Regions from separate parts of the Homo sapiens genome. Here all the other regions are linked to region 6. The links are chromatin loops, found by intact Hi-C in ENCODE. Cell type or tissue: heart left ventricle. All regions are shown on one strand. Each heading gives the region's core, and the rest is flanking DNA. Links, peaks and the distances in the headings are about the cores only. Region 1 overlaps HDAC8 (histone deacetylase 8). Region 2 overlaps NHSL2 (NHS like 2). Region 3 holds the start of RPS4X (ribosomal protein S4 X-linked). Region 4 overlaps LOC105373250 (a long non-coding RNA gene). Region 5 has its middle 6.5 kb from the start of ERCC6L. Region 6 overlaps HDAC8 (histone deacetylase 8).

What was found. A loop is a pair of places that touch in the nucleus more often than their neighbours do. Peaks named below come from ENCODE experiments on the same cell type or tissue, not always from the same donor. Only the 100,000 strongest peaks of a DNase experiment are listed, where the experiment ranks them.
Region 1: a loop joins it to region 6, with 5 times the contacts of the local background. A loop is called at or near these places in 6 of 110 quality-filtered maps.
Region 2: a loop joins it to region 6, with 4 times the contacts of the local background. A loop is called at or near these places in 5 of 110 quality-filtered maps.
Region 3: it touches region 6 in a loop (2.9-fold over the local background); 4 of 110 quality-filtered maps call a loop at or near these places.
Region 4: it touches region 6 in a loop (2.7-fold over the local background); 34 of 110 quality-filtered maps call a loop at or near these places.
Region 5: it touches region 6 in a loop (8-fold over the local background); 43 of 110 quality-filtered maps call a loop at or near these places.

What each region holds. Positions count from the first base shown.
Region 1 is chrX:72,379,471-72,384,691 of GRCh38, forward strand. All of the region lies in intron 9 of HDAC8 (histone deacetylase 8), which reads right to left. Among named protein-coding and RNA genes, the nearest start is that of CITED1, 76 kb to the left of the region's middle. In heart left ventricle, for the core only: no CTCF peak of the experiment used is centred there; no DNase peak of the experiment used is centred there.
Region 2 is chrX:71,997,148-72,002,368 of GRCh38, forward strand. All of the region lies in intron 1 of NHSL2 (NHS like 2), which reads left to right. Among named protein-coding and RNA genes, the nearest start is that of NHSL2, 89 kb to the left of the region's middle. RefSeq lists an enhancer at 1-225. In heart left ventricle, for the core only: a CTCF peak has its summit at 2,161 (motif pointing right); no DNase peak of the experiment used is centred there; H3K27ac peaks cover 86 bases.
Region 3 is chrX:72,274,438-72,279,658 of GRCh38, forward strand. It overlaps RPS4X (ribosomal protein S4 X-linked), which reads right to left and starts at 2,811. Exons shown (of 7, transcript NM_001007.5): 1 at 2,756-2,811; 2 at 1,720-1,797; 3 at 1,107-1,287; 4 at 616-713. The coding sequence starts at 2,758. RefSeq lists enhancers at 2,311-2,390, 2,561-2,630. In heart left ventricle, for the core only: a CTCF peak has its summit at 2,901 (motif pointing left); a DNase peak (open chromatin) is centred at 2,864; H3K4me3 peaks cover 1,839 bases; H3K27ac peaks cover 564 bases.
Region 4 is chrX:72,306,586-72,311,806 of GRCh38, forward strand. It overlaps LOC105373250 (a long non-coding RNA gene), which reads left to right. Exons shown (of 3, transcript XR_938441.2): 2 at 1,858-2,013; 3 at 5,117-5,156. It also overlaps a transcript of CITED1 not described here. Among named protein-coding and RNA genes, the nearest start is that of CITED1, 3.3 kb to the left of the region's middle. RefSeq lists a silencer at 314-608 and enhancers at 335-384, 2,301-2,802, 2,529-2,578. In heart left ventricle, for the core only: no CTCF peak of the experiment used is centred there; a DNase peak (open chromatin) is centred at 2,426; H3K4me3 peaks cover 2,176 bases.
Region 5 is chrX:72,242,915-72,248,135 of GRCh38, forward strand. It overlaps a transcript of PIN4 not described here. Among named protein-coding and RNA genes, the nearest start is that of ERCC6L, 6.5 kb to the left of the region's middle. In heart left ventricle, for the core only: a CTCF peak has its summit at 2,758 (motif pointing right); no DNase peak of the experiment used is centred there.
Region 6 is chrX:72,538,311-72,543,531 of GRCh38, forward strand. The region is part of intron 4 of HDAC8 (histone deacetylase 8); the gene reads right to left. Among named protein-coding and RNA genes, the nearest start is that of HDAC8, 32 kb to the right of the region's middle. In heart left ventricle, for the core only: a CTCF peak has its summit at 2,208; no DNase peak of the experiment used is centred there; H3K4me3 peaks cover 303 bases; H3K27ac peaks cover 278 bases.

The sequences.
Region 1 (5,221 bases), core at 608-4,607, 160 kb before region 6:
TGGTGTTTATTTGTTTAGTGTTTTTTTTTTTTTTTTTTTTTTTTGGAGACGGAGTCTTACTCTGTCACCCAGGCTGGAGTGCAGTGGCGTGATCTCGGCTCATCACAACCTCCACTTTCTGGGTTCAAGTGATTCTCCTGCCTCAGCCTCCCAAGTAGCTAGGATTACAGGCATGCGCCATGACGCCCGGCTAATTTTCTTTTGTATTTTCAGTAGAGATGGGGTTTCGCCACGTTGGCTAGGCTGGTCTCAAACTCCTGACCTCAGGTGATCCACCTGCCTCGGCCTCTCAAAGTGCTGGGATTACAACCATGAGCCACCACACCTGGCCTGTTTAGTGGCTTTTCTAAATTAATTCTGCAAAGTCTGGATTCTTTGTCACGTGGGGTCACAGAAGTCTCTGCTTGGTTAGGTTAGTCGTCAGCTAATGATTGTACAGAGAATTGCTTAAATTCATGGAGCCAGTAAGTCTCCCAGTCTTTACCAAGATGCTCTGTGTGTATGTTGGGGGCAACTTTGCCTTAGCACTTCACTTGTACAGAGCTTGAAGTTCAGCCATAGGTGAGAACTTTGGCCTTTCTTAGGTGTTTTCTGAGCATGTGCACAGCCTTGGGAATGCCTATCATCCTGTGCATATGCATAGCCTTTTAGATTCCCAGGTATTTGTTGGAGGTTTTCTAAGCTCCATATGGACATCTCATTCCCCAGCATTTACTTTTAAGCTTTTTGGTTAGCTTAATGTTCACCACAACTGTTACCTATTACCATAGGCAGCTGTAAAGTTAATCATTTGTCTCTAATTATTTTTGACAAATACCCCAAGGAAAAAGTTTTTCACACTGAGCACACTCTTGAATCATGCCTAATAAAAAAAGCCTTGCAAGTGGGGTCTTTCAAGGAACCACTAGACAGGCCAAATATTAATTGTTCAGAAATGAGGCTTGGAAGGAGCTCCAACATTCTAGTCCATATTCTGTTCCCTCTGGTGGCTGCCAGGCTGCTGGTTTTCACCATGATTGTAGGCTGTTGGTTTTCAAGGCTACCATTTCTACTTGTTTTTGTAAGTAAAGTTTTATTGGAACACAACCAATACTCATTCATTTACATACTGTCTATGGCTGCTTTTGTGTACAACAGCAGAATTGAGTAGTTGGGACAGAAATCATATGGTCTGAAAAGCGTAAAATATTTATGGCCCAGCCCTTTATTCTAAAAGTTTGCTACTCCTACTCTAGACCAGTGCTGTTTAGTAGAAATATAATGTGAGCCAATATATAATTAAAAATGTTCTGAGTAGCCACAATAAAAATAAAAAAAAAACAAGTGAAATTATTTTTAAGAATGTTTTATTTAACCTAACATATTCAAAATATTATCAATTTGACATATAACCAATATAAAATTACTAATAAGATATTTCACATTTTCTTCTTACTAAGTCTTTAAAATCTGGTGTGTACTGAACATTTACAGCACATCTCAATTTGGACTAGCCACATTTCAAATGCTTACTAATCACTAGTGGCTACTGGTTACCATATTGGATAGCATAGCTCTAGATTCTTGGTGCTCAAAATGTGGTACCTGGTTTGGCAACATTATATCGTGCAGGAGCTTGCAAGAATGGCAAAATCTCAAGCTTCAGCCTGGAGGAACTGAATCAGAATTTGCATTTAACAAGCCCTAGGTAATTCATATGCATATTAAACTTTGAGAAGTAGAGCTCTATACCATTTTGCTATACTACCTGTCTTTGGGATAAAGACCCAGTATACAGAAGGCATTATTCTAATATAAAATATAACCCTCTGGTTGTCATTCTATCATAGATCTTGGTGGAATTGTTTGAAAATGAATTAACCAAGATGACAGTGTGCTAGGTGCTGTGCTAGGCACTGTGGGGTTTGCTGAGTTGAAGAGGACATGGTCTCTTCTTTCAGGGAACTCACAACTGCCCAAGGATGCCTGGAGAATAATACTCTGCATACGAAATCCAATCTTCTGCACTAAAATCCTCTAAACAACTTCTCCATCTCAAATGTAAATGTGGCAACCAGGCACTGGATTGCTCAAGCAGGCATTCAACTCAAGAGGTTCATGGGACAGAAACAAAACAGTTTCACTCCATTTGAAATTGGCTCATGGCAATGGTCTGAAGCAAACACTCAAGCTTTAGGATATGAACTCAATGGGTCATTCTGAAAGGGTAGCAACCCTGTGTTTGTATAATAGGAAAGTTATAACATTCATCATGCTCAGATTCAGGAACTGTGCACTCAAGTCAAGAGAAATCTGACAGTCTGATTTCCAGGTTCCAGTGACTTGGAATAGAAATTCCTATTTAAAGCAAAGAAAATAAGAAATGAGGAAGTGCCAGTCCTTGTTTCTCTGTGTAGGTGTTGACAAGCTATTAAATCATTAGGCTGTCCCTTGCCAGAAGCAACAGAATAAATCTTGGAAGTTGACAAATGGTCAGCAGCTCTGTGTGTGCCTGCACACTCAGAAGCACACACAAAGGGCACACTGTTTCCCTTGGTTTATCTCCTGGCTGTGTAAATATTTCATCTGACATTTGGATTGGATTCTGAGCTAGTTTCCCACCAAGCTGATGGTTTTTTAATCTGCTTTCATCAGCCTACAATAAACTGTCTAACCTGTCTGCACAGTGCAGTGTACTCTGCCCACTGGCAAACAGAACAAATGCAACCAGGAGATCCCGACATACTTTTCTCAGATGTCTGAAGACGAGGAATTGCACCCAAGCTCTGCCCAAGCCAGAAACACAAGCTATGAGGCACTTGCCTCATCCTGTTATACCAGCACCTATGAGCCCTTCCTAGACTAGACCAGTGCCACCAGGAGGTCACAACGCATAACTTGGGCCTGCCATCCTATTAAGACAGATCTTTGGCTCAGCACAAATATGCCACTGCCAAAGATGAGGGTGGCTGTAATCTCATTCACTCTAGGTTGTATTCATGCTGGCTTCCTTTCAGTTTCAGATGAGTTCCCTCAGTTGTCCAAATGTAGGAAACGCTGTGATAACCCAAACCACAAATTACTGGCTCAGAAAGCTCCTATGCGGTAATAAAAATAAAGGAAGTACTGATACATGCTGCAACATGGATGACCCTTTAAAACATTCGGTTAAATGAAAGAAGCCAGTGATAAAAGACCACATATTGCAGGATTCCATTCATATGAAATGTTCAGAATAGCAAATCTATAGAGACAGAAAGTAGATTGGTTGTTTCCAGGGGGTCGGGGGAGAGGAGATTGATTGCTAGTGAGCATGGGATTTCTTTTAGGGGGGATAATAACATACCAGAATTAGGTAGTGGTAATGGTTGCATAACTTTGTGAATATACTAAAACCCACTGAATTGCACTCTTTAAATGGGTGAATTTTGTGATATGAGAATTATATCTTGCTAAAGCTGTTTAAAAGCGATTGAGTTATTAGATGATTTTTCCCTCTCCCCCTAAAAAAGCTCCCATAGATCAATCTTCTCAGCCTTGCTATTTCGTATTCTACTTATAGGAGAAGGATGTAAAAGAAAAGCATACAAACTGGTCCTAGGAAAGCTATAGGATCAGAAGGGTCTACCCAGTCTACTGCTACAGTCCTCTATCATTCATTCACTTATTCATTCATCGAAAGTCTGCTATGTACTAGGCACTGGGGATACAGCATTAAGAAACTCTGCCCTATTAGGAGCTTATGATAATGATGTTTCTAACATTGACCTTGAGATCCCCAGATTCATGAATTCCCTTCTGAATAATCAAAGATTAAAATGTATAATTGCATTAATTGTACAGTGCTATTTGTATTCTGGTTTTTTGAAATTGGGAATTCATGGATTTATGGATGATACACCTCTCTAAAAGTTTCTATACCTGAGGTATAAACTATATTGGATAATTTACACTAATAGTAAAGCAAAATATTTAAAGAACAAGGCAGGATACAAACTTACTCTTTCCCCAAGGAAGTTTCCCCAAGATGTTGTAAGCAAGAATTCTTGACAAAAATAGCCAAACCATGTACTTTGAGGTTTCGTTCTTCACAAAGAATTGCTTTTGTGAATCCACAGGCTTTATTAACAGGTAGTTTTGGCCGGGCACGGTGGCTCACGCCTGTGATCTCAGCACTTTGGGAGGCCGAGGCGGGCGGATCACGAGGTCAGGAGATCGAGACCACCCTGGCTAACACAGTGAAACCCCGTCTCTACTAAAAACACAAAAAATTAGCCGGGCATGGTGGCGGGCACCTGTAGTTCCAGCTAGTCGGGAGGCTGAGGCAGGAGAATGGTGTGAACCCGGGAGGCGGAGCTTGCAGTGAGCCAAGATCACGCCACTGCACTCCAGCCTGGGTGACAGAGTGAGATGCCATCTCAAAAAAAAAAAAAAAAAAAAAAGAGGTAGCCTTTTCCCCTTTGTCTCAGTGTAGATAAAGACATATATCTGCTGGTGTACTTCTGGCATCAGTGTGGGGAAAGCTGGCACAAAGAAACTCAATTGTTCATTTCTTCAGGCAGTGTGTTAGATGGAGAAATATAATAACATTTGATTTTTGGAGTCAGGCAGGCCTGAGTTCAAATCCTAGCTCACATTTTAAATTCAGGCCTGCATCATCTCTTAACAGCTTCTGAGTTGCTCTTCCTATCTCCAGTCATGTCCCTCTCAAATTCATCCTTTACACAGCAGCCTAAGTAAATTCAAAAATACAAAATGGATCTTGTTACTCCCTTACTGTAAAAGTTTTAGGGACACCACAACTTTGGTAGGAGGGTCTAAGCTATTTAGCATGACTAATAAAGAGTTGGCTCCACAGCTTGGCCTCCAAACACCTCTCTAGCTGCATCTCTTACCATTTTCCACCTTACAATTTTTACACAATTGTTTGTAGTTGCACACAGACAGAAACCCACATGCATCCACTCTACTCAGGCTGTTATGCTCTGCTGGAATCACTTTCCACCCTTCTGTGCCTGGTTAACTTTTGAATCATTCTTGCATTGGGGTGGGGGGTACAACCAGCTGGTAAGAGGATAGACTCTAGAGCCAGACACCAGGGCAAACAAGGGCCCCAATTTAGCCTGCCCGCCCTAACTTTGGAGGCTAGATTAAAGGTAGTTGAGGAGATACTGACAATAATTGCAAAAAGTCTGTTACATTCTAGCATAAACTACTTTAAAACCATTGTATTGAAAAAGTT
Region 2 (5,221 bases), core at 615-4,614, 540 kb before region 6:
AATGGGAGGACTGTGGCAAGGTGGGTGGGGCAGGGCCACTACAAGGGCAACAAATCGGTAGAAGGGGGATCAGGACAGGACTCTACGACAACAATGGGGGAAGAAAAACCCACAAAGAGCTAAGAACGTGCCAGTGGGGAGGCCTTACAGCCTCCCTCGTGCAGCCTTACTCTATGTGGATCTGCTAAGTCTGACAGTCTCCAGCAAGGGGCTGGGGAGTCACAGCACAGCTAGTGCTCTCCTGGCCCAAGATGTGCCAAAGGCCACCTCCAGGACCACTGCCCTCCACACGTCCTCTGAACTCCCTGGCCCAGTCTCTTTACTGCCCCCATAACACAATGTGCTTCTACCAAGAATGATAGGAATTCAAATTTATCGAAGTCTTTGAAAGTTTGCCAAGCACTTTCCCATAGCTCTCCAGGAGGCAGAATAGCCTACTGGTTAGGAACACAGGCTCAGGGCCCATACTGCCTGGCTCTGCCATTCCACTGCTGTGCGATCTTGGGTAAGTTACTTAGCCTCTGTGCCTCAGGTTCCTCATCTTTAAAATGGGAATAATCACAGGATCTACATCTTAAGGCTGTTTTCAGATTAAGTTGGCTAATGTTTAGGCTCCCTAAAAGCAGAGATTTTTGTCTTTTATTCATTGCCATGTCCCTAGGGCCTAAACAATCCCTGGCACCTGGCAGGTACTCAACAGATATTTATTAAATATATATAAAGGGCTTAGGATGGGAGCTGGCACTTAGCACAACAAGTGTTAGTTTTTGTTGTTATCTTTTGCATTCTCACAATAGTTCCAACAGGAGCATTCTGAATTTCATGCATGTTAGTGTTGCTCCTCCTTGTAAGGTTCAAGTTCTAAGTCAAGGTACTGAAGGAATATGCAACAGACTTAAAATGGAGGGCAAAAGTTTGGGCCACAGAGGATTAGGAGTACAGCTGTCAAATATTAGTAAAAGCATTCGTTCATCCATTCATTCAGTCATCTATTCTACAAATATTTCACAAATACTCCTAAGGGCCAGGCCCTGAGCTGAGAGCTGGGGATGTATTGAAGACAAGATAGACAAGGGTTTCTACATTTGAGGAGCTTAACTTGTAATGGAAGGAGACTAGCAAAAACAAGTAAAGATCTAAAAAGCACTTATTAGCACTTATTCAGATAGCAATAAGTGTTATGAAGAAAATCAAGTAGTATAATGGGATAGAGAATGGCTGGGGTTGTGTATGTGTTGGGGTTGCTTTAGTTTATGGTCAGAGAAGGCATCTGAGGTAGGAACACTGGCACTTTTCTGGGGCGTCTTGGTCTCAGGTCAAGGACCTCTGTTGAGAGTTGGCCTGTGACACCATATCATCACCACCTCATCCTTCTGCCTAAGGCAGGGGTAAGCTGCTCAGTGTAGTTCTGGGGATCTTTACGTGGAGGTTTAGTGTGAAGGGCTGGAGAGAAGGGGGCTATGAACATGTGGCGCCTGCATAGGAAGGTTCTGGCATTAGTTGTCCTCTGGCAAAACCTATTGGTTGCTCTAGGTTAAACGATGGTCAGTGGCCTTTCAGCTCCCCCTTCATCTTTCTGCACTCTCAGGGAGGAGGTGTCTGGCCGTGGGGTCCTCTCCACTGCTGATCTATACTCAATGCCCTCATGCCCCATGCTCATTCATGACACCACCTTCACACATGCAAACACTGCCTCATCTTTCAAGATAGCTCAGACACCATCACCAGTCACACTGGAGGGCCCTTATTCATTACCTGTTTGAGCATCTCCAGAGCATAGTATGGAATGGATACCTAATAGGTGCTTAATAAATGAAGGAATAAATGAGTGACTGTTGTTCCTTCTGCTTCCTCAGCTGACTGGCTCATTCCCACTCATGCATCAAGACTCAGCTCACACATCATCTTACATGAGAAGCCTCCCTCAACCTCCTTGTGTCTGACCTGGGGAGCTCTTGTTCATCCTTGATGTTCCCCTTGACTTCCTCAGCCAGAATTTGGCCCTCCCACCTCTGAATGCTCCACCACATTCTATTACCCTCTATCGTATCCATCGCTCTACAGGCACTGTCTGCTACTGTCCTGTCACCTCCCCTAATCTCTGATTTTCTCAGGCAAGGACTGTGTTTTGGTCATCTCTATATCCCCAGCACTAGCCCCTAGAGGGCGCTCAATAAATATTTGTGAAATTAATGGGGAAAAAACCGTGAATGAATTGTTTGTCAATTTTGCTTAGAGTGGTGTGCTGGGGCTGGCTTGTAGTGGTTTGCGAGAATCAATTGTTAAATATTTAGGAAACGTATGAGCCAGTTGTTAAATACAGCCATCATTAAAAATTAAATTATATGAGAAAACAGAAGACAAACTGAAATTGAGAGACATTCTACAAAATAAATGACCAACTAAATACAATATGGGTCCTGGATTGGATCCTAGAATGGAAGAAAGACTTCAGTAGAAAAGCTGGTGAACTCCAAATAAGTTTGTACTTTAGTTAATGTTGTACTAAGTTTAATTTCTCAGTTTTGATCAATGTTTTATAATTATGTAAGATGTCAACATAAGGGGAAGCTGGGTAAAGGGTACACAGAAACTCTCTGTACTGTTTTTACAACTCTTCTATAAGTCTAAAATTATTTCAACATTTAAAAAAAAATTGTCAAGTTCCAATACTTCTTGGTTGTTTCACTTTCTTCTTACTCATTAACATAAATGAAAATATCAACCATCATTCATTTAGGAACTGCACTTGCTCTTCTGTTATGGCCGAAGTTTGGCTATTGATATGTGTTCAGCAAAAATCAATGAAAGCATTATGGGAGAATCCATTGGTTATATGGAATTTATAATAAAGAGTATTATATATTTCAGTATTATCTGTAAATTGAGCACTTCACATTCTTATATAAGTAAATTTATAATAAACCTATGTATGTATGTGTATATTTATATATACGTTTGTGCATTTTTTTTGAGAGCTGGTTGCTGAACACTTACCAGAACACCACCGGTCCTACATATGAATTATGATCTCATCAAACACATTGAAGGAAAGAAAAGAACATTGCCCAGCACCTTCTCTGTGCGAGGCTGTACTATCCCTTTGTGTTCATCATTACAGGTGCTCTTTACCTCAACTCTATGAAGTGAGGGTATTGTGGTCTCCATTTTACAGATAAGGATATTAAGGCTAAGAGAGGTTAAATGACTAGACTAAGGTCAAGTATTGGTATACAGTGAGCCAGCATTAAACTACATTCATCTGAGTCCAAAGCCAATTGTATTAGTATCATATTGCTGCTGTAACACATTACCGCAAATTCAGTGGCTTAAAACAACACAAATTTATTATCTTACAGTTCTGGAGGGCAGACGTCTGAGATTGGTCTCACTGGACTAAAATCAAGATGCTAGCAGGGCTGCATTCCTTCTTAGGACTCTACGGGACAATCCTTTTCCTTGCCTTTTCCAGCGTGTAGTGGCTGCCTGCATTCCTTGACTTCAAAACCAAAAGTGGCCATTCGAGTCTTTCTCACATCCCATCACCCTGATTCTGCTTCTATACATCTCCTTCTCTGACTCTGACTCTCCAGCCTCCCGCTTTCACTTTATAAAAACCCTCATGATTACATTGAGCCCACCCAGATGAGATGGGCAGCTTCTCCCCATTTCAGTCAATGTCAGCTGATAAGTAACTTTAACTCCACCTGCAAACCTTAGTTCCCCTTGTTATGTAACTGAACACATTCACAGGTTCCAGAGGTTAGGATGTGGACATCGTTGTGGGGGCTATAATCCTGTCTATCACCCTTGTGCTTTTTCCATGACCTTCTCCTGCCTCACCTGTCATTTTAGTGGTCACAAAATCTGATGTGGGGCCTATGGAATTCTTCCTGACACCTGCATTGCCACACATCTCTGTGCTCTCCCTTTGGAGTAAGATGCCCCTTTCAGTCATTCACCCAGCCAGTCAGACAGCCTTGTAGGGGAATGGCTTCTAAATCCTGGGGCTTTTAATCGTGGACATATATTTTACCTATGTTCTTACTAAAGTGTTTTAAAAAAATACTTTCCAAGATTTTTGTGCATTCCTGGCTTTTTACTTCCTTTCCACAGTGCTTATATGGTGCCAGAGCCCTCCTTTCCAACATGGCTGGTTTCGCTGTGCTACGGTTTACCCATTCCCACCTTCTGGACCTGTTTCTAGTCAGCAGCTAGGATCATGCATTATTTATTTGTTCTTCTCATAGACTTTTACATTGCCTTCTTCTGGAAATGGCCCTGGACTTAACTAAAATGTACTTTTCCCACCCCTGCCAATGAGGTATATGTCTGTCTGTGTTTACTATTTCTCTCTGACTGGCTTCTCAGAAACAGACTCTCTAAGTAACAGTTTCCCATCTTCCCTTGTTTCCTCCACACTGAGATCCCTAATTCTTGTCACGAGAAACCTCCTCCACTGAGACCAACCGAATGGCCAGAAGTTGCCCCTCCCCCCAGGAAGCCTTAACAGCCAGACCCATCTCTTCACCGCTTGTGAGCTCTGACTACAACATTCTTGTCTCTACCTTCAGTCTTGTCAACAGCTCTTTGCTCCTCCTTTCTACCTGTCAGACTTACACCCATACTTTGGGGCCCAGTCTGAATCCTACCTTAAGGTAGGCTCACCTTGAGGAAAACTTTCCAGATCATCCCAGCCCAAGGGACTCATGTCCTCTGTATGTGTCTAGGACTTATTGTCAGCAGCACTTATTTTGACAAATTTATCATCTACCATTATGGAGAGGTTGCAAACTGTTGGCTGGTGAGCCAAATAATAATGCCCACAGGTGTATTTTGTTTAGTCTGCATGTGGTTTGTTTCTTTTTAAACTATGTGCTAACATGTAGCAATTAGTAATCTTTCCATACAATCTGGATTTCTAGCTTCTTTGAAAAACAGAAAAATCTGGTAATACTGGATCTGTATGCCCCCAAGACAGTAGTTAGCTAGATTGGCATGGCCGGGTGGCAGCTTCCACTTTAGATGGAGTATGTGCTCTCCAGCTAGACACAGTCCCCACTACTCCGTATTGTCTCACTCCAACCTCATTCACTCATTTATAGTACCTTCCTGGCTCCTAAAGGCATTTGAGTTATCTGACATATTTCACACCTGCCTAAGTTTCCAGCTATATTACAGTCTCTTAGAGGAAAGAAACTTTATTTTGAATTTATTTTGC
Region 3 (5,221 bases), core at 815-4,814, 260 kb before region 6:
GTGCAAAAGGAAATTAGGAGCCACATCAGTCAATTAAATTAACCTTCATTTACAGCCAATAATCCAAACAGCCCTAAACTTTTGTGTAAAACCATCAAAACAAACTGGATTAAATAATCAAAGACTGTAATCTTTTTTTAAACCTCAAACTAGTGCCTCAAGGACTGTCTGTTTCCTCCATCGACACCTTCCCCTCCCCAAAGTAAAGCTACTCCCACAAATGGAGACATGGCAAAGGGCTCCTACGTCAGGTACCCAATAAACAAGTTCCCAGAAATCATTCTCCTTGACTCTTAAGAGACACCAGGAAGTCGCGGTTCAACTGGAATTCATTTCTACCACAAAAAAAGAAAATCTGCTGAGGAAGTTAACTTCAAATGGGGGCCAATTTTAGGTATCCATCAATGCCCTACAGCTATCAGCCAGACTTTTAATAACATGACAAAAAGTTACATGTAAGACAGAATCTCATCGAATTGTTAGCTAGATATTTCCAGGTATGAGATTTTAACTAATCAATACCCACCTCATTGCAAGCAGCACTCGTACTCAATGCAGGCCCTTAGAACAAAGTAACTATACTGAGTAAAGACCCAGCTTGCTTGCCACACTCACCTTGGCCTCCTCAGGTGTAATACGATGTACAGCAAAGCGACCCTTGGTGTCATAGATCAGACGGAAATTCTCTCCCGTCTTGTCAATGCTGATGACATCTGAAATCAAGCAGTAACCGGTTACTACATACAGTGATCCCCACTACCTCATGCCGAGCAACAACCATAGCTCTCTACGAAACAAAAAGAACCCCCATGTGCCTCCCAGTTCTAATCCAACAAGGATTCTGAAGATTAAAGATCACGGCCAGATCTTCAATATTTCAAAACCCCATGACTGCATGTAAAATTTAAAAGTGAATCGAAATTTAGTTTTGAAAAGCGTTTCATGATTATTTGCATGTTTTTTATTTAAGTAAAAAACAGAGGGAAGGTCAGGCTTTGTTTCTGAGACTTGACAGATTACAAAGGTTAGAAAAATGATCAAGACAGTATTTGGATACCATAGGGCTGCCATCAATATGCGTCTCCAGAGTATTTAAAACTTCTTACCCATGAATCCAGCAGGGTAGGTTATATCAGTTCGGACCTTGCCATCGATTTTAATGAACCGCTGCATGCAAATCTTCTTTACTTCATCTCCTGTCAGGGCATACTTAAGTCTGTTCCTCAGGAAAATGATGAGGGGGAGACACTCTCTCAACTTGTGGGGACCGGTGGATGGACGAGGAGCCTGTAACGTTAAAAATGATAATCACTGTTGGGATTCACTAAAGCACTCAAACCTACCTCCTAGTCCACCAGATCCACTAACTGAACACCAAGACCGTCCATATTACACCCAACTTGGACTTTTACACAGGAGGTGTAAAAAGCATCCAAAACTATTTCATACCTTAAAGTTTTATAGCATCTTCCCTGTCAGAGGACCAGGATCATTAAGAACATGAATCCTGAGTCCATGTAAATGTACTATGTGGTATGTGGAATAAATGAGGCACAAAAATATTAAATCGATTGGAAGTGGAGGACAGCTAGATAGTATAGCTCCTTCAAGGGCAGAGGAAGCCAAGAATAGATATTCCTCCCCTAGCCTGGTCCCCAAATGAGTCCTGGGAGACACTTAAAAACAGTGGCCACGGAAATATTTATATAAGATACTTACAAACACACCGGTCAATTTATCCAGCATCCAATGCTTTGGAGCTGCCACCCGCTTCAGATGCTTCTTGGGACCACGAGCCTGAAAGTTTTAGATTGCAATGCTGTTAATCAGGTTTCAGAACAGCTTATAAAACCTAGTGTGAAACTAAACTCTTAGTTTAGTTTCATCTTCAGCAAAATGTGGACAATATTAAAGTATAGTGTTCCGATAAAACAGAAACAAACACAGTTATTTAACAAACACCGTGAGATCCATAAGCTGCAACAAGCCTTCTTATTGTAACAGAGAATATTCTTGGTTACTATGTTTCAGAACGTTTACTGATTACTATCTTTCAGAACCTTGCTAAAGTGTTTCCATGTTACTGTTTGAAACTGTATCTGCTTAGAGGTTAGGGTCTTTCAAGAACACCATACTAGTGAAACGCACAGCAACAGAAATGAGCCAGGAGTCTACCTGTGTTTCTAAAGTTTTCACAATTTATTACCGTCTGTTTTTGACACGTATGGAACAAGATTCTGACATCCGCACAAACACATGTGCTGCTCCTTCGTACACTAAAGCCAAAAGCTGACACCAATTTTACTTTAAAAAGAGTAAGGAAGCCTTTTTAATGCTGTGTCCAGATGCTTACCGGCCACGTATGGTAAAGTCAGGCCGTGCCAAAAAGGCAATGACAAAGAAAACCTTTCTCCGCCGGGCACCCCCAGCGCCCACCAACCTCGGGCTCGCAGTCTGAGCTCCTGGCCCAGCCGCGGCTCCGGCCCGGGAGGAAAAGCAGCTTCTCCCGGGATCAGGACGTATGGCCGGGTCAGAAACCGAGGCCTTCCCAACAGCAGCACCAGATCTGCGCCTCCCCAACCCTAGGCCAGCGTTCGCCCTTCGCCCTGGAGCCCGTCCCGGCCTACCACGGAGGCCGTGATCCCTTCGCCTCTGCCCGGCCATCCCCAGTAGGAATCCCGAAACCTCGGGCAGCCCCGGCCGGGGGAGGATGGAGGCGGATACGTCCTAAGAGCTCGCTAACTAAACGGCTTACCATGGCTGCGTTAGGCAAGGAAAGAGGACCTCCGTCTTCCGGTGCGCGTAGAAATTGGGGCTGGAGACTGCGCGCGCCGGATTTTCAGCTGCTCCGCCCAGCTCAGCCCTTTGCTGGCGCGCCGGGACTCTTTCTTGCCATCTGCTGGTGGGAGGTCAGAAGTCCCGAGTTGAGGAACCGCCGCGGAAAGAGGGTGTCTCCTAAGGGCGATTTCCTCCCTCCCCTTTTTCCGCCCTTCCTCCTCCCATATTTGCTGAGCGCCTCTTGTGTGCCTTATTCTGTGCTAGGTGCTGGGAATACAAAGATGAGCTACACAACATCCCTGGCCTCAAGGAGAGTTCAAAGTGAGCTTACTTCCAGTCTCACGTACAGATGATTCTACGCCTGTAATCCCAGCACTTTGGGAGGCCGAGGCGGGCGGATCATGAGGTCAGGAGATCGAGACCATCCTGGCTAACACAGTGAAACCCCGTCTATACTAAAAAAAAATACAAAAAAATTAGCCGGGCATAGTGGCGGGCGCCTGTAGTCCCAGCTACTCGGGAAGCTGAGGCAGGAGAATGGCGTGAACCCCGGAGGTGGAGCTTGCAGTGAGCCGAGATCGCGCCACTGCACTCCAGCCTGGGCGACAGAGCGAGACTCCGTCTCAAAAACAAAACAAAACAAAACAAAACAAAGAACTTGTATATAATCAATAGAATACATTTTAATAAATATTTAATGTTATTTCTTAAACGTATTTTGTCTGTCCCTTTTTTGTGTTCCCTTGAGCCAGCCAGGCAGCCCATACTGAGTTGGGAAGAGCCAACAACGTTTTTAACCCCCTCTTGCTTCTCTGCTTGAACTCTGACATCCTCCCCCTTGCTTCCTGTACAACGCATTTGGCACTTATAGAGACTCAGGGAGGAGAGAGGATATTAGAAATCGTCTGGTTATATCTAACTAAAATGTAGATCTGATCCTGCTTCGAAACTGCCCTTGGCCCTCTGTTTCCTGCCGTAAGGGAGCAGGTCTGAACTTTATCTGGCTCCATTGCTCTCTCTCCCCAATCCCAAACTTCAAAGCTCAAGCCCCACCAAGCTAGTTTGTTCCGAGGGAGTCAGCTCTTTTTGTTTGTTTGTTTGGGAGACAGGGTCTCACTCTGTCACCCAGGCTGTAGTGCATGGCTCACTGCAGCCTCGACAGACAGCCCGGGCTCAAGCGATCCTCTCACTTCAGCCCCCACGAGTAGCTGGGACAACAGGCGCACGCCACTGCACCCAACTAATTTTTTGTAGTTTTATTTTTTTGTAGAGACGGGGTTTCGCCATGTTACCTAGGCTGGTCTCAAACTCCTGGACTCAAGCGATCCGCCCGCCTCGACCTCCCAAAGTGCTGGGATTACAGGCCTGAGCCACTGCGCCTGGCTAGAGTCAGCTCTTTCAAGACTGCTTGTGGACTCGATTCCTTAGCTTGGAACTGCCACAAACAGCCAAACCCCCTTCCTGGGTACCACCTAATCCCACACCTCAGCCTTGGAAATGCACAGTTCAAGTCCCTCTGGTTCTGTGGGCTCGTGGTCCCCTCAGTCAGGGTAAATCCCTCATTCTTGCCCCAGAGGCTTGTGTTCAAACTTGGTGAGGGCACACAGCACATTAGGTAGCAAGGACAAATTTAGTTACCTGGCCTCCACCAAACTGAGCACCTCCAGGATGGAGCCTGCCCTAATTCATCTGGGCAGGCCCCTTGCCACTGAACAGAGAGCTCGGCACTGTGTCCAGCACTTGATAAATACTTGTTGAATGAATAAACGGAGTCAGCATCCCACTTATTGTGCCAAGTCCTACTGTACTATCCCTGAGAGCATCCAGCCTGTGCCTGAATTCTTCCCACCATGAGATCAAGCTCCTAACTCATGAGGTTCCATTTCACAAGTCTCTATCTGTACCATCCACTTTACCCCTCAGCAGTCTGCAGAGGAGCAAGAGAGGGAAACATTGTTGGCTCTTCTCAAGCAGACAGTATTAACCAAGCAGACAGTATTAACTAAGAGGGCAGGAACTCCTCCTTGTCTAAAACTGGGATACAATCCACAATAAAGCATGTTATAAGTGATTATTGGAAAGGATCGATTAATTGGAGGTGAGGAGTAGAGAGAAGGTGAAGGTGATGAGATAATGGAAGTTGGTTCTGAGGTTTTTAATCTGAGAGCACTGGGAAGATGGTGGTACAATTAACAGAAATGGTGGAGAAGTTGCTGTGGGAGTGGGGGGATAACCATGTGCTTTCCAGCTAGAGAGGATAGGAGAAATGGCTGGTTAGAGCTGCAGATCTCACTTAATCAAGATCACACAGCCCGTTTGGGGATGAGGGGACTTGTCTCTTGCCTCCCAGGTGAGTGGTTTGTTTTTATGCCATAGGTTATCAAAGGACTTGAGGAAATCAAAGCATCTTTTTCAGTATATTTCTCTCTCTCAATTTGTATTT
Region 4 (5,221 bases), core at 687-4,686, 230 kb before region 6:
GCGAACCGGTCGCGCTCAGCGCCCGCGGCCGCGCCGTTGGCCACCCGACCCCGGGGCGCCTGGGAAAAGCCCGCACCGCGCCGCGCCGCCGCTGCACCGCACAGTGCCGCGCCAAGCAGCCCCTGACCGAGCTGGTGCCCGCCCGCCCGCCCGCAGCTTCGGCGCCGGACTCCGGGGCGGTGGCGGTGGCGGCCACCGCGCTCCCTTCCCGGCGCTGGGGACCCGGCTCTCAAGCCCCCATTGCCGCCCGGAGAGCCCTGACGCACACGCACACGGCAGCAGACTGGCCTCGGCTAGGAATCCCAGGAAGGACAGACCCTTTTTTTCCCTTTTTTTTTCTCCCCTCAATTTCCACGTCTTTATAACCGGCTTAGGGCATTATTAGCACATGTCCTGGCTCGTGGGCGAGTTGGTGGCAAAATCTGAACTGGATACTCACGGAGGGCCCGCGCGGGTGCTGTGCCGTCCGCTGCTCTCTTCCTCCTCACCGAGAACTGCCCCTCGCCGGCGGACTACAAGAGGGCAGCCGGGCAGAGCGAGCTTCCTCTCGGCAGCTCAGCGGTGCCCCTTCTGCAGCTTTGCCGCCGGGCACATTTTTATAGCAGCGGCTGGCGTCTGTGGCCCTTTAAAGGCGCTCGAGCTGGTGCAGTCACCGCGGATCGTGTGAAAGCAAAGGGCCGGCTGGGGAACGGAGTCCACGCGGCCACGCGAGTCCGGCAGCCCTGTGGACCGGCCAAGGCTCCCGGGGTGGGGCTGGCGAGTCCGGGCTATGGGCAGCCCTCGCCCGGAGCCCTGGCCAGTGCCCGGCTTCTAAAGCTGTCGGGGGCCAGGGCCCGGGACACCGGCTCTCCCCACCGCCCTGCGTGGACTTGCCCAATAAATTCCACTTAGTAATTTCACTGAGGCAAAGGAGAGCCGTTAGTGTCTGTTTTCTGACCTAAATCTAGTCGGGGGCCAAAACGGGCTTCAGGGGTTTTGGGAGAGAGCTGTGGGCTCAAGGAGTGACCTGGAAGAGCGGGGCGCACACGAGACGGGGGAATGGTCATTAGTTTTCTGCAGGGCTGTCTTGGAGCCTGTCTGCCTTTTGGGGGGGCTGTACTATCTCATTCGTTGAAGAGCTGAGGCTGGGGGCTCCTTTTCCTCTTAAAGTCGCCAGATTCTGGGCAGAGTCGCATGGGGGGCCTATATGGCAGCGGTGGCTCTTCTAGAAGTTCTGAGCTGGGGTTGGGTTCGAGGGTTTCTGTTCTGTGGTCATCCAGGGCAGGAGGCTGGCAGGATGCGACCCGGAGAAATGCTACTCTCCCGGACCGTGGGGCCAGGTACAGCTCACTAGGCTCGCCGAAAAGCCAACAGTAGGCAACGGGGTACGAAGAGCTTGCCCCAGGGTTCGCGGAGATTCCTCCTGCCTTCCCACGATGTCAGGTTGTTTTATTGTAACTACATAATCATTCCCGTCTAGCAAGAATAACGTTTTGCATTTGGAGTTCGTCTTTCTTAGGTAGAGATGTTGTCTTACAAATCCTTACTGGAAAGAGGTCTGGGTCTTCTCCTTCACCTCAATTCGGATTCTTTGTGGCCAAGAAATTCCCACCTTACCACTTACAGGGAGGCCATCGGGATTACCCCTCTGTCACCCCCCCACCCCGCCCCGGCCCCGCCGCTCTTTTTTTGCTGCCTTTCAGCAACAGCGACTCAGTTTACACTGTTTATAAAACATACTCTTTAAGAAAAGGTCCTGATGTTAAAAAAGGGGGGGAGGGAATGTCACGAAGTCATTTTCACTATGTATGTGTTCTGTCTTCTTAATTGGATTTGAAGACCTGAAGTTCTCTTTTTCTTTTCTTTTTCTTTTTTTAGTAGCCCCAAGTGCCCTGCATTTGCTCTTCTAACAAAGTTCTGTTTGTTGACGGACTGACCGGCTTACCGACACAAAGATGGGAAGCAAATGGAGAGACGGATCAAGGCCCTTCCTCGGCATCTGGAGGAAGCTTGGGCGAGTGTCTTGGTCGCCAGGTAAACCCATTCTCCAGCCCTCAAGGCTGCCTTGCACAGCTCCAGTCTTTTCACTTACCCTGTCCCAACACAAACCCCGGTAGCATCCACACCCCACACATCTTCGCTGCACTTTCTCACTTTGCTTGCCAGATTGTGGGCCCTGCCTAGTCTCCCTCTGATAAAAGGCGGGATCTGTCGGCACCCTAAAGCCTTACTGCAAACCGCGTGTGAAATACACTCTCAAGTTCTCTTGGTGTTTGCCTGGGATGAAAAAAAATGTTTCTGCGAAAACTAAGTGGTGGAGAATGAGCGACTCTAGGCTTTCGAATTGCATGTTACTAATTTGAACCCCTGACCCACCCTCCCCGTCAGCCCCGGCTTGGCTCGGGAGCAGGTCTGGCAACAGCGGCAGCTTCTCCGCTGCAGGCTCCGGATCCGGGAGGTGTGGATCCGCCCTCCATCTATTGGATGGCTCCCAGGCCAATTGTTAGAAAGAGGCATATGTTCATCTCGGCTTCTGGAGTGTCTCCGGAGCAGTTGCTCAACAGCCAGCCCCCTCCCCCATCCGGACCATTGAAGGGCAGAAAAAGGAGCGCCCTCCACCACATTTCTCTGTGCCCACATGCCAGAAAGGGTCTCCCCCCTGGTGACTTCCTGTCATCTCCACTGCTTACCTCCTGGGGAGCAGGAACGAGAGGGGCTTCAAGCACTCAGCTTTGAAGCACAAAAGCCACCCCTTTCCTTTTTGGGGAGATGGGAGAGGAGGTTAGTTGCAGAGGCTGAGAGGGAGCAAAGGAGACATTTGCATTTCTCGGCAAAAATGCTCTGATCACTGACTTCCCCGTTGGCTCCAGCAGAGCTCAGAGCTCTCCGCTGAACTCTTATCTCCAACTTGGCAACTAGACCGCGAGCTTGCGAAGCAAGGAGAGGACAGGGATGGTCACCTACCGAGAACCTCTGTGCTCCAGCGCTGGGCCTGGCATGTTCCCCATCCATCATCTCATTTAATTCCCAGGACAGCCCTTTGAGGTAGGGTTTACCAAAGGTGAATGAAACAGAGCCTCGGGAAATTGCCCAAGTTCACATAGCCACGTGGCTGAGTGTTTGAATCTGGATCAGGCTGTCTGCAAAGTTTTTACCCTCAGCCCTAATCCCCGCTGCCTAGGAGGGTAAGGAGGCTGTCTAGAGTGCAGGTTCAGGGGTCAGTAGGCCTGGGTTTAAATTCCTACTTTGCCATTTGTTAGCGGTGAAGTCTTAGGCCAATGGCTTCATGCTTTGGTCTTCAATTTTCCCATCTGTTAAATGGGGATAACAATGGTACCTAATCTGTGGGGGTTGCTTAGCCTGATTGGTGCCCGCAGTGTAGTAAATGGCCAATAAATGCTGTTATCGTACTGGACCTTCTGATTATTTTCCTTTTGCCTCCCGTCCCTGCCTCAGCTCACACACTTCAGATTCAGTAATACTTGCTGAATGATTAATTTTAAAACCAGACTGAGAGGGGATGAAGGAGGTCTATAAACTCAGGGAGGAGAGAGAGAGAGAAAAATGCAGATTTCTTCTTAAAATCCCACCCTCCAGAACCAAGGACTGCCTGAGCCATATGACAGGAGTAAATTTGGGACCAAAAAAAGGTGACCACTTTTTACAGGTCAGCCTATAAACTTACAGAGTGGTCTCCAGAAACATATACTCAATACGTGTGTAGAAAAAACTTTAAAAGCACAAGTTTTTATTCAAGAATATTTACAGCAGAATTGTTGATAATAGTGGAAAATGAAAAGGAACCTAAATGTCTATGGTAAGGGTGTGTCCCTTGGTACCTTGACACACACACACACACACACACACACACACACACAATCCTGACTTTGAAAACTCTTATTCATAGGAAAATATTCATAACAAAATATGAAATAAAAAATGCTGGGTACAAAGTTGCATAAATATGATGCCAAGCTGCAAAGGGCACAAAGGGAACAAAATTAAATACTCACTATGTTTCCAATCATGTATGAATATGTACAGAAAGCGACAGTCTGGAAAATACCAAAATGATAACAGTGCCAGTAGAGTGGTAGGATTATGAGTGATTTTCTTCTCTTTTCCCCATATTATGCAATATTATTCTTATAAGTAAATATGAGTTTATAGTTAATAAACTCCATAAATATTATGTTCCCACTTTTGTTAAAATATATGTGCATAGAAAAAATATCCATAATCTCACTACTCAATTATAATCACTGTTAACACCAAAAATTGTTAACGGTGATTATAATTGAGTAGTGGGATTATGGATAATATTTTTATTTTGCTTTTCTTTTTCTGCAGTATGATTATATTACTTTCTTACAATTAAAACAGATTCATAATTTGAAAAGTACATAATCAGAGGGATCCCACTTGGGTTAAGAGTATGAATGTAAATTGAAAAAAATGAGAAGGAAGAATACTAAAATATTAAGAGTTTTATATTAGGTGGTAAGGAATTATGGGTAATTTCCTCTCTATTTTCTGTAATCTGCTTTTATTATTTTTACAATTAAAATAAAATGTACCTAAAAATAACATATACAATATGATCCCACTTTTGTTAAAAACGAATATGTATATAGAAAAAAATAATAAACTACTCCAAAATGTAGTAGTCTCTGGGTGGTGAGTTTATTAGTGATTTTTGTTTTCTCTTTCATACATGATTTCTTCATATGCCAAATTTTCTACAGTCATCATGTATTAATTTTTTTAAAAAGTGTAAAGTACTTCGGTAATGAAGTTTTTATGGAAAAAAGAGCATGTCTGGGATTTGCTTTAAAACATTCCAGTTGAGGGTGGGGGGAAAGTGGACAGGGGATATAGATTAAATAAGATGATAATTGTTGAAGATGGCTTCATTATAATGTGTTTTTGTTTATTTGTTTGTTTGTTTTGAGACAGGGTCTCACTCTGGCACCCAGGCTGGAGTGTAGAGGCGCGATCTTGGCTCACTGCCACCTCCACCTCCTGGGCTCAAACAATTCTCCCACCTTAGCCTCCAGAGTAGCTGGGACTACATGCGCGTGCCACCATGCCCAGCTAATTGTTTGTGTTTTTGCATTTTTTGTATTTTTTTTTGTAGAGATGGGGTTTCATGATGTTGCCCAGTTCTTGAACTCCTGAGCTCCAGTGATCAGTCTGCCTCGGCTGCCCAAAGTGCTGCGATTACAAGTGTGAGCCACCGCGC
Region 5 (5,221 bases), core at 437-4,436, 300 kb before region 6:
AGGCAGGAGAATTGCTTGAACCCAGGAGGCGGAGGTTGCAGTGAGCCAAGATCTCACTACTGCACTCCAGTCTGGGCGACAGAGGGTGACTCCATCTCAAAAAGAAAAGAAAAGAAAAGGAAAAAGCTCTTCCTAGGCTGGGTGCGGTGGCTTACATCTGTAATGCCAGCACTTTGGGAGGTCGAGGTGGGTGGAGTTCAAGACCAGCCTGGCCAACATGGTGAAACCCCATCTCTACTAAAATACAAAAATTAGCCGGCCATGATGGTAGGTGCCTGTAATCTCAGCTACTCGAGAGGCTGAGGCAGGAGAATGGCTTGAAGCCAGGAGGCGGAGGTTGCAGTGAGCCAAGATCATGCCATTGCACTCCAGCCTCTACAAGAGCAAAATTCTGTCTCAGAAAAAAATAAACAAAAAAAGCTCTCCCTAATTATTGTTAATTTTAAAAGGGTGATAATGGTATTGCTGTTTTTTTTTTTAAGGTCCTCATCTGTTAGAAATACAAGTTGGAGTATTTTCAGACAAAATGATATGACATCTGGGACTTACATTAAAATACTCCAGTACAGAGGGAAAAAAAAGGAGAGTACAGATGAACAAAGATTGGCAAAATGTTGATAATTGTTGAAGCTTGTTACAGAGGTTCATTATCCTCTTCTCTGCTTCTGTGTATGATTGAACATTTCCATAATAAGAATTTTAAAAAACAAAACTTTTCAACCTAATCTTCAAATTACACTGAGTCATCCGCACTCACAGGCCGGAAATATGATAATGAGGCTTTGTGGGAGGGTTCAGAATGCATAAATGGAGAGATGGATGAGGCCGAATAAGAACAATAGCTATTACTTAGATAGCACTGAAGTGCCAGGCCTTGTTCTAAGGACTTTACATGCACTGTCTTTTAATCCTTAACAACAACCTTGTTAGATGGTGTATACTATTATCATCCTCCTTTTACAGATGAGGAAACTGAGGCACAGAAAGATTGAATAACTTACACAAGTTTACACAGCTTGTGAATGGTGAAGCAGAATTCCAAACCCAGGCAGTCTGGCTTTCGACTTTTTGCTCTTTAACATGATGCTAGTTAGATATAGAAAGCAGCTGACAGGTGAAGAAAAGGATTAATTCATCCATTTACTTATTCATTTATTTAGTAAATATGTGTTGAGCCTTTACAAGATGGTCACGTAAGGATCCAGGTGCTGGGGGTAGAGTGGTGAGAAAAACAGACAAGTCCTTGCTATCAAAGAGCTTAAAGTTCCATGGTGAAGATGGACTTGAAACAATAATCACACAAACACTTGGAAAATTACAGACATGAAGAGGTCTCAGAAGGAAAACTACAGGCAATTATGACAGCATACCATGAGGTATCTGACCCAATCTGGAGGGCTGGAAAAGGTTTCTCTGAGGAAGTAGCATTTGATCTAAGAGCTGAAGGGTAGGGAGGAGTTAACCAAACAAAAAGGGAAGGGAAGGGCATTTCAGGCAGAGGGAATAGCATGATCAAAGGCCCTGAGGCAGGAGAGGGCTTGATGTGTATGAAAACTAAACAGGCTAAGATGGTTGGAGCAAGCCTAGAATGCTGAGTTGAAACGGTTTTTTGGACTCCAGTCTAATGCCACAGGTAAGGGAACTGCCAATGGGAAAGAAGGAAGTGACCAGTCCAAGGTCAGACCCTGAACCTGTGACAGAAACAGTACTCAAACCTAGGTACCTTCAATCCCAACCCAGCGTTTTTTCCAGCACACATCATGGCTTCCCTGCATATGAGGAGGGAGTGCCAGCAAAATGTTGCTCTTGGGGACTGAGAATGGAAGAGTGTTTTTGATAACCAAATGAAGTATTCATGCACAAGGAGATCAAAAGTGGGTTTGGGGCCAAGTGTGGTGGCTCACACCTGTAATGCCAGCACTTTGGGAGGCCGAGGTGGGAGGATCACTTGAGCCCAGGAGTTTGAGACCAGCCTGGGCAACATGATTCATCAGACAAAAAACACAAAAATTAGCTGTGTGTGGTGGTGTGTGCTGTAGTCCTAGCTACTTGGGAGGCTGAGATGGGAGAATCTTTTGAGCCCAGGAGTTCGAGGCTGCAGTAAGCAGAGTCACACCACTGTACTCCAGCCCGAGTGACAGAGTGAGATCCTGTCAAAAAAAAAAAAAAAAAAAAAAAAAAAAAAAGGAGCCGAGAGTGGGTTTGGGGCAGGAAAAAAGATGAAATTGATTAGAAACAGTAATAATGTATTTATGAGACAGGGTCTCACTCTGTTGCCCAGGCTGGAGTGCAGTGGTGTGATCTCGGCTCACTGTAACCTCAGACTCCTGAGCTCAAGTGATCCTCCAGGCTCCAGCGATTCTCCAACCTCAGCCTCTTTAGCAGCTAGGACTACAGACATGTGCCACCACATCCACCTAATTTTTTTAATACTTTGTAGAGACAGAGTCTTGCTATGTTGCCCAGGCTGTTCTCCAGCTCCTGGGCTCAAGCGATCCTCCCGCCTCAGCCTCTCAAAGTGCTAGGATTACAGGTGTGAGCCACCAAGCTCTGCCAACAGTAAGAATTTGTGTTTCCCAGATACCTAATTAGGCTTCTCCCACCCCATTTCTAGCTAGGGTTCTTATAAAGTAGGTGGGATTTGGGGGTAGGGGATAGAAGATTGAGACTGAGGGTTTAATCTCCCAGGGGAAGCAGGAAGGAGGAGGAAAGCCATGGGATGGAGGCTGCCCCAGCCAACAGTCATCTCCAGCTCTGCCAGCAGAGGGAGCCAGAAACTGAATTTCCTAAGAATGGCAGCTGGCCTGGCCCCTGGGATGGATAAACCCTTCTTGGAAACTAATCAAGTCAGCCCAGGATGCTGTGGAAATGACAGGGACTGGGAGGAAGGGAGGGAGCCAAGAGTTAGGATTACCTGCAGGGTCTTTGCCCTAAGTTTCACAGTCTTTGATGAAAGCCTTCTAAACCTGCCTTTCGGGGTTTGGGTGAAGTGGGCACCAAAGGATAGAGAAACCTTTGACAAGGCAGTCCCACTGCACAAAACATGGCATCCTCCACTCCCTTTGGGTTACCTCAGTGGCTCTCAAGGCCTCACAATTCTGTCTCTAGCCTCATCGTCTCTCCTGAGATTTGGACCTAGATGGCAAAATGGCTATAGGACATGTCACCCCGGAAGCTCAAACTCAACATGGCACCGAACTCACCCTCTCTCCCCTAGACCTGCTCTCTCAATATTTCCCATCTCCATGAATGGCACTACCAACCCCCAAAGTGGTCCAAGTCAGAAACCGGGAAGTGTCTTTGAGGCCTGCCTCATATTTGCCCCTCAAGTTCAATTCATCAGTGAGTCGTGTTGGCTCTACCTCTAAAATACATCCCAAATCCAATCACTTCTCTCCATCTCCACTGCCACCACGGTAGTCTATGCCACCATTCTGTCTCACTTGGACGACTGCACTAGCCTCCTGGCTTGTCTTCCTGCTTCTATTTGTGCCTTTCCCCCACTATCTGATCTCTACCCAAAAACCAGAATCATCTTTCAAAAATACCAAACTGATCATGCCATGGCCCTGTCTAAATCCTTCAAAGCCCCCTCGTTTCCCTCAAGATCAAGTCCTGCCTCCTTACCATGGCTTACAAGGCCTTCCTGATCTGGCCTCTGACTACCTCTCTGGCCACGTCTTACTTCTTCACAACCCCTACACATACATGCACACGATCTCTTCTCAAACTGAACAACTTCCAGCTATTCAGATCTTGCCTCCAGGCCTCCCCACATGCAGTTTCCTCTGCCTGGACTCACCCTTTTCACCTCACTATTGTCTATTCACTCCTCTTGTCTCAGTGCAGGTCTCCCTGCTTCCAGGAACCTTCCCTGATCCTTCTCAACAAGTCATCCTCTGTGATCCCACATCCTGCCTTTATCATTGGGTTTATTCCATGGAATGTAGCTGCCTGGTTACCTGTCTGGCTCCCCCGTGATCATGTGAGCTCTGTGAAGAACATTTCTGTCTTTTTCACAGTTATACCCTCGCAGAGCTCAGAATGGTCCCTACACATAATGGCTGACCAGTAAATAGTTGTTGGATGGATGGATGGATGGATGGATGATCTGTCAATTAGTAATCCTAAAGGAGAGCACTGTGTGCTCTGTTAGAGAACTAGAATGAGGCCTTGGGTGGGAATGATATATCCAAAGACATAATGAGGACCAGAAATCAGGGAAGTGGGGAGGGCCAAGCATACCCATCCCAGCCACTTCTCTTGCCAATACTACCCCTGTCTCCCTTTTATACCTGCCTCCAGATGGACCTGGAAGTAACACAGAGGATTCTGAGTTACACCCAGGAACTAGACAGCCCTCTTCTAGTCCCTTCCCAGATCTTGTGCTAGGACAAAGCCACCCATGCTTGGCTGTGAGATGAACAGGCTCCAGCCAGAGCCCAGTGTCGCTGGACTCTCCAGATGCCCTGTACCCACTTGTTCCCCAAGTCAAGGACATTTCTGGGAGCTCCCCATGAGCTCTCCTGTAGCTTCCTTATCCTCCTTCTGCAGCAGCAGAGAAACCCTCCCTACATAGCATGGGTGCCTCTCACAAAACCTGGGGTCAAGGCTTCTCCCTGGTGCCAGCCCAAGAAGGGACTCCAAGTGGGCATCTAATCCAAATAGGCGTGGCCTTTTTCCCTTCCTCTTTGGCACTAAAAGAGACAGGTAGTAAAAACTACAAGCTCTTGAGGGCAACAGGAGGGAAGTGGGGGCAAAGGTGAAGTTTTTCTACAGCCCTTCAAAGGTCTTGGCCCCTTGCCCAGATCCAAGTCAAGAACTGTTTGTTTCAGAGAACTGGCTTCCCAGCCATCTGCTCAGAGCTTAAAGAGCCTAGGGGCCCTCATGGGATGTTCTGTTCAAATTAGCCAAAAAAGGCAGGGTGAAGACAACACAGCAGGAGGGGCCTTGACCAGTCTGGGCCTCTGAAGGTGTGGAAGGAAGGGGCAGGTATATGGCACTAGGGCACATTGAGGGTATGGCAAGTCCCAGAACAGAGAGCTCTTCTCACAGCCCAGTTCCACTGATCTTAGAACCATGTCTTCCATCCTTTGTGAGCAGCTAATTTATGCCAGGAACTTTCCCCACAACAAACAAGATGTTCTCTTGTACCAGTTGAAGGAACCAAGGATTAGAGAGGTTAATTGCCTTGCACGAGGTCATGCAGCAAGTACACAGC
Region 6 (5,221 bases), core at 418-4,417:
GTAGCTGGGATTACAGGTGCGCACCACCACACCTGGTTAATTTTTTAATTTTTAGTAGAGACGGGGTTTTGCCATGTTGGCCAGGCTGGTCTCGAACTCCTGACCTCAGGTGATCCACCCACCTCGGCCTCCCAAAGTGCCAGGATTACAGGTGTGAGCTACTGCTCTCGGTCCCTTGGTTCTTATATTTAAACACTGACACTGAAAAATTAGGACTCTTACTACAGTTAAGACATCAGAAGAAAAAAGAAGGCAAAAGATCAATTAGTTTTAGATACAAACTTTGAGTTTGCACCTTCAATTTCCATTTAAAGTTGCCTGAGAAAAGATATCAGGATGGGTTTGGTGACAACAGAAAACAAATAGAAAGGCTTACTCTGGAGTCTATACTGTATTAGAAAATTCACCAATGCTAGAGACACTTGCCCTCCTCTAGCAAGGACTAGCTTCAGGAACGGTTCAGACATATCATAAAAATAGGTGTTGAGAAGAGCAATAAAAATGGGTTGTGTTTCTCAGGCTTTTGAAAAGATTCCATTAAATAGATGGAAAAATACATTAAAATACATAAAACACACTGAAAAATGTAGTACTGAGTATTATGACCAGTATTTCTCAAAACTGTGAAGGTCATCAAAATTAAAGAAAGTCTGAGAAATTGACACAGCCAAGAGGAGCCTAAGGAGACAACTAAATGCAATGTGGTGTCCTAGTGGGATCTGGGGACAGAAAAAGGACATTATGTAAACACTAAGGAACTATAAACTCTGAATAAACTATGGACTGTAATGAGTGATCATGTATCAATATTGGTTAATTGTAACAATGTTTCATACTCATGTAAGATGTTAACAATAGAGGAAACTGTGTGGGGTTTATGGAAACTCTACACTATCTGTGCAATTTTATTTATTTATTTATTTATTTATGTATTTATTTTGAGACGGAATCTCACTCTGTCACCAGGCTGGAGTGCAGTGGCACGATCTCCGCTCACTGCAACCTCCGCCTCCCGGGTTCAAGTGATTCTCCTGCCTCAGTCTCCCGAGTAGCTGGGACTACAGGCATGCGCCACCATGCCCAGCTAATTTTTTTTTTTTTTTGTATTTTTAGTAGAGACAGGGTTTCACCATGTTGGCCAGGATGGTCTCGATCTCTTGACCTCGTGATCCACCCGCCTCGGCCTCCCAAAGTACTGGGATTACAGGCATGAGCCACCGTGCCTGGCCTATCTGCTCAATTTTTCTATAAATCTAAAACCATTCTTAAAAAATGTTAATCAAAATTTTAAAAAGGGTTATTTTGTCAGACCATTTGAAATGATTCCATTAATGAAAAATTCCTAATATGAGGGCCCAGCTCATGGGCCTGGATCCAGGGCAGTTGGAGGCTTCAGCCATCAGATGATAACTAGACAAGAGCTCCGCACCCCCAACAATAACCCAGGTCAGAAAGCTGCAAATCCAGACACCCAAAATCCCTTCAGAGAATTTCAGTGAGAACAATGGATGATTAAGACAATAAGCAAAGTCTGTTTAACTTTCTTTCTCCTGAACAACCCTACAGCTCTCAAGCACATTGTGGACAGCAGGTTTCTCAAGCAGTGAAATCCCCATGTACAAAAGCAGAGCTAATGATTCCCGTGGGGTCAAACAAGCCCAGAGGAACCGCATCCTTCAGCAGCTGCCCACCCCTCCTGAGAAGGAAAGAGCTGATATGGGAGCAGAGGCCTGACTGGGGCTTTAGTGACTCCTAGCTCTGGCTTTACAACATACACTCTTGTCTGACACTATCATTTATACAAATAAGGCACACAAACTCCAAGTCTGACTCTTTTCCTCCTCTTGCCTAAAGATTCTTTAAGACTAAGGATCATGAGTGTTATCTTTATCAGCCAGGTTATGAACTCTGAAGAATGGTTTCTTAATGGAAATACTAACCACTGTTAATTAGCAAAACAAATTTCAAGATGAAAAGTCTGTTGATTCTAAATATTCATTATTTCATTCTTTTATTCAAATTATAAACATTTATTGAAGACCTATTATGAGTCAGATACTGGACTGGTGAAAGAAAATGGTGCAGAATGCTCTGACCTGATGAAACAGTTTAGATGAACATAGATCAATAAATAGAAACGAGAATGACGTTAATAGAATTTCATTAAGCGGAGAACATACTTGATTTAACCTTGCACTCCCTCTAGTGGTTTTTTTTTTTGTTAAAATGTGAAGCTTATATAACAGCCCACAGTCTAGTAATGTTCAATATGCTGGAATCTCTGACATCCTGACTGCTTGACTTTGTGAGCACTGTAATCTCTGACTGCCACGTGGAACCTCTCACCTTCTCTCTCTCCCGGTCCTGATAATTTGATATCTGTCAAGATATTACCACTGATTCATTCAACAAATATTTATTGAGAATCTATCTTGAGAAGGCATTAACTAATCATTCCAATTTAATAACTTTATTTCCCAAACATTTTAACATTCAGTAAGTCAACTGGTAACACTATGATGGACAGTCTCTTAAAGGGTTGGGAATTAACATTTCCTATTCATCTCTGTCCTGCCCATCTACTGCAACTTTCACGCTTGTCCATTCCCCAACAATACGAGCTGGGGCCTTGTATGAGGGCTTACTATGTGCCAGGTAGAGTTCTAGGCAGTGAAGCTATAGTAAGGAACAAAACAGACAAAACTTCCCTTCCCCATGAAGCTTATGCTCTAGTGGTGGCGGGAGGGTGAAACAAAATAGATATAATTAACAAGTAGATTAGGTAATTTTTCCAATTATCAATGGTATGGAGAACAGTAAAACAGGAAAAGGATGACAGGAGGCTTTTTTTTTTTTTTCTCGTGCGCAAATTTTTTAAAAATGTGGTTAGGGAAGGCCTCAGTGAGAAAGTGTTATTTGAGCAAAGACTTGAAGGAAGTGAAGGGACATCCTTGGGGGAAAAGCATTCCAGGCAGTGGGAATAGCAAGGGCAAAGCCCTAGAGGTGGGAACATGCCTGGTATGTCCAAGGGGCACAATGAATCCAGTGCCTGAAGAACAGTGAGGGAAAGCAGAGAATAGCAGTTTTACCAGGGAGAGGAGAAAAGGGGATATTGTGCAGGGCCTTGTAGGCCATGGTAGGGACTTCGGCTTTTACTCTGAGTGGAACAGGGAGCCAGTGCAGTGTTTTGAGCAGGGGAGTGACAGGATCTAATTTGTTTTAAAAGGGTAATTTTAATGTTGTGTGGAGAACAGACCAAAGGGGGCAAGGCTAGAAGCAGGAACGCTAGCTGGGAGGCTGTTGCAATAATCAGTGAGAGAGGTGATCATGGTTTGTACTAGAGTTATAGTGCTAGAGGTAGTGAGAGGTGGTCAGATTCTGGATGTATTTTGAAGACAGAGTTGACAGGGTTTTTTTACAGATTGAATTTGAGGTGTGAACGAAAGGAGTCAAGGGCAATTCTGATATGTTTGACTTAAACAACTAGAAGAATAAGATTGCCATATGGGAGGGAAAGATTGCAAGTTCAGCTTTGGACATATTAAGTTTAGGATGTCAATCAGACACCCACCAACCAATCTACTCTCTACCACCTTCTCCTGCCTATACATTTTACCCACTCAGATTTCTCTCTGTCACAAATCCTTTGATACTTCTATGTACTTTTTGGTATGTTATTTCCAGTCTTAGTTATAATATTTCCATCTACTTAACAAGAAACTGGGTATTTTTGACATATCCCTTCTCTTCACCCCCAACAGCCAATTGATCACCATGTCCATTCTGTCAATTATACTTCCCAAATTACTCTCAAGTGCTATCCTTTCTTTTCACATCTGCTGTCATTAATTTTGTTCATACTTTCCCAATCTCTACTTTGGTCACTGAGCATAACAGTCTGATCTTTTTCCTTTATCAGTGAGAATGGGTAGAGTGATCCAGCTGATCTGGGGTCAGGAAGTGAGGGTGGAGGCAAGTAATTTACTCCCAGTCCTGGTACCTTGAACTGAAAGTGAATATACATCATTTTCACACTTTGAGGCTTAGCCTGGAGTTGGTGCTACTGTAATCACTCCATTACCACCCAGCTCAGAATAACATTTAAGAGAGATTGCTGAGGTTGAGCTGAGAAAGCATACCTATAATCAGATTATATCAAGGTCCCTTTGAGTGGTCCACCCAACTACGTCTTGGTCAACAACTTTCCCAGAGAATGAGGCGGTGGACCAACCATGATGCTGCTGGAAATCTGGCACCTCTTTCATGACATAACTGGTCTCTTAGCCTTAGGTTTGCTGGGGCTAATTGCAGAGACAAGGTAGTCAAAGTACACCAAGGAGTACTGAAAAGACTGGATGAGTGATCATGCGGAGGAAGGGCGTGAAGTTCAAGGAGCTGCTGCTGTAGGAGGTCTATGGGCAGATGACTGAATTTCACTTCAAAGGTTTATAAAGAGTCCTTCAATTTTTGGCATGGGCAGATGAGTCTGTGCCCAAATGAAATCTCACTGATGTCTCACACCTGAATGATTCAGTTAGTGTAATTCATATACAATTTAAGAGCAAACACTTTTTGGTGCTCAGTATGTGCCAGGCACTATTCTACGTGCTTTACACATATTAGTTCATATCATATCACACTGTTTTTTGAGGTAGGTAGTATTATCATCTCCCTTTTATAGTCAGGAACTTGAGGAAAAGAGGGTTTAAGTTGTTCAAGTTGACATAGAAAGTGATAGTGCTGGGATTCAAACCCAGGCAGTGTGACTTCAGAGTTCCTGCTTTTAACCCCTGTGCTATGTTGTATGCTGAAGGCTAACTGGCTATGTCCTTGTGTAGTCCATACTTGGTTTTGGTTGACCCAGGTATTGGCAGACTCTGGAGTGTTGATGGTTTCAGTAACTAGCCAGGGCAATAGTGGGCTAGAAACGATTGATGCCTTGAAGGGAAGAGGCCTGGATGGAGGGGTATAGTGAGTTAAGAAATGCATTCTGAGGAGTCTGGGGAGGAGAACCAATGTGTTATGTGTTAGAGTAGCAGTAGCATTCTCCGCCAGTACGTGGTTAATGCATATGGCTGTGGCTGGAGAGCAGGTGGCCGTGGGACTTGTGAAAGGGAAGACCTTTTAGATGAACAAGGCACCAGTAGCTGGTGTGAATTGGGCCAAGAGGGTAAGAGGGATCAATCACTGATTTGAAGGTGTTCTAGATGTGAATCTACAA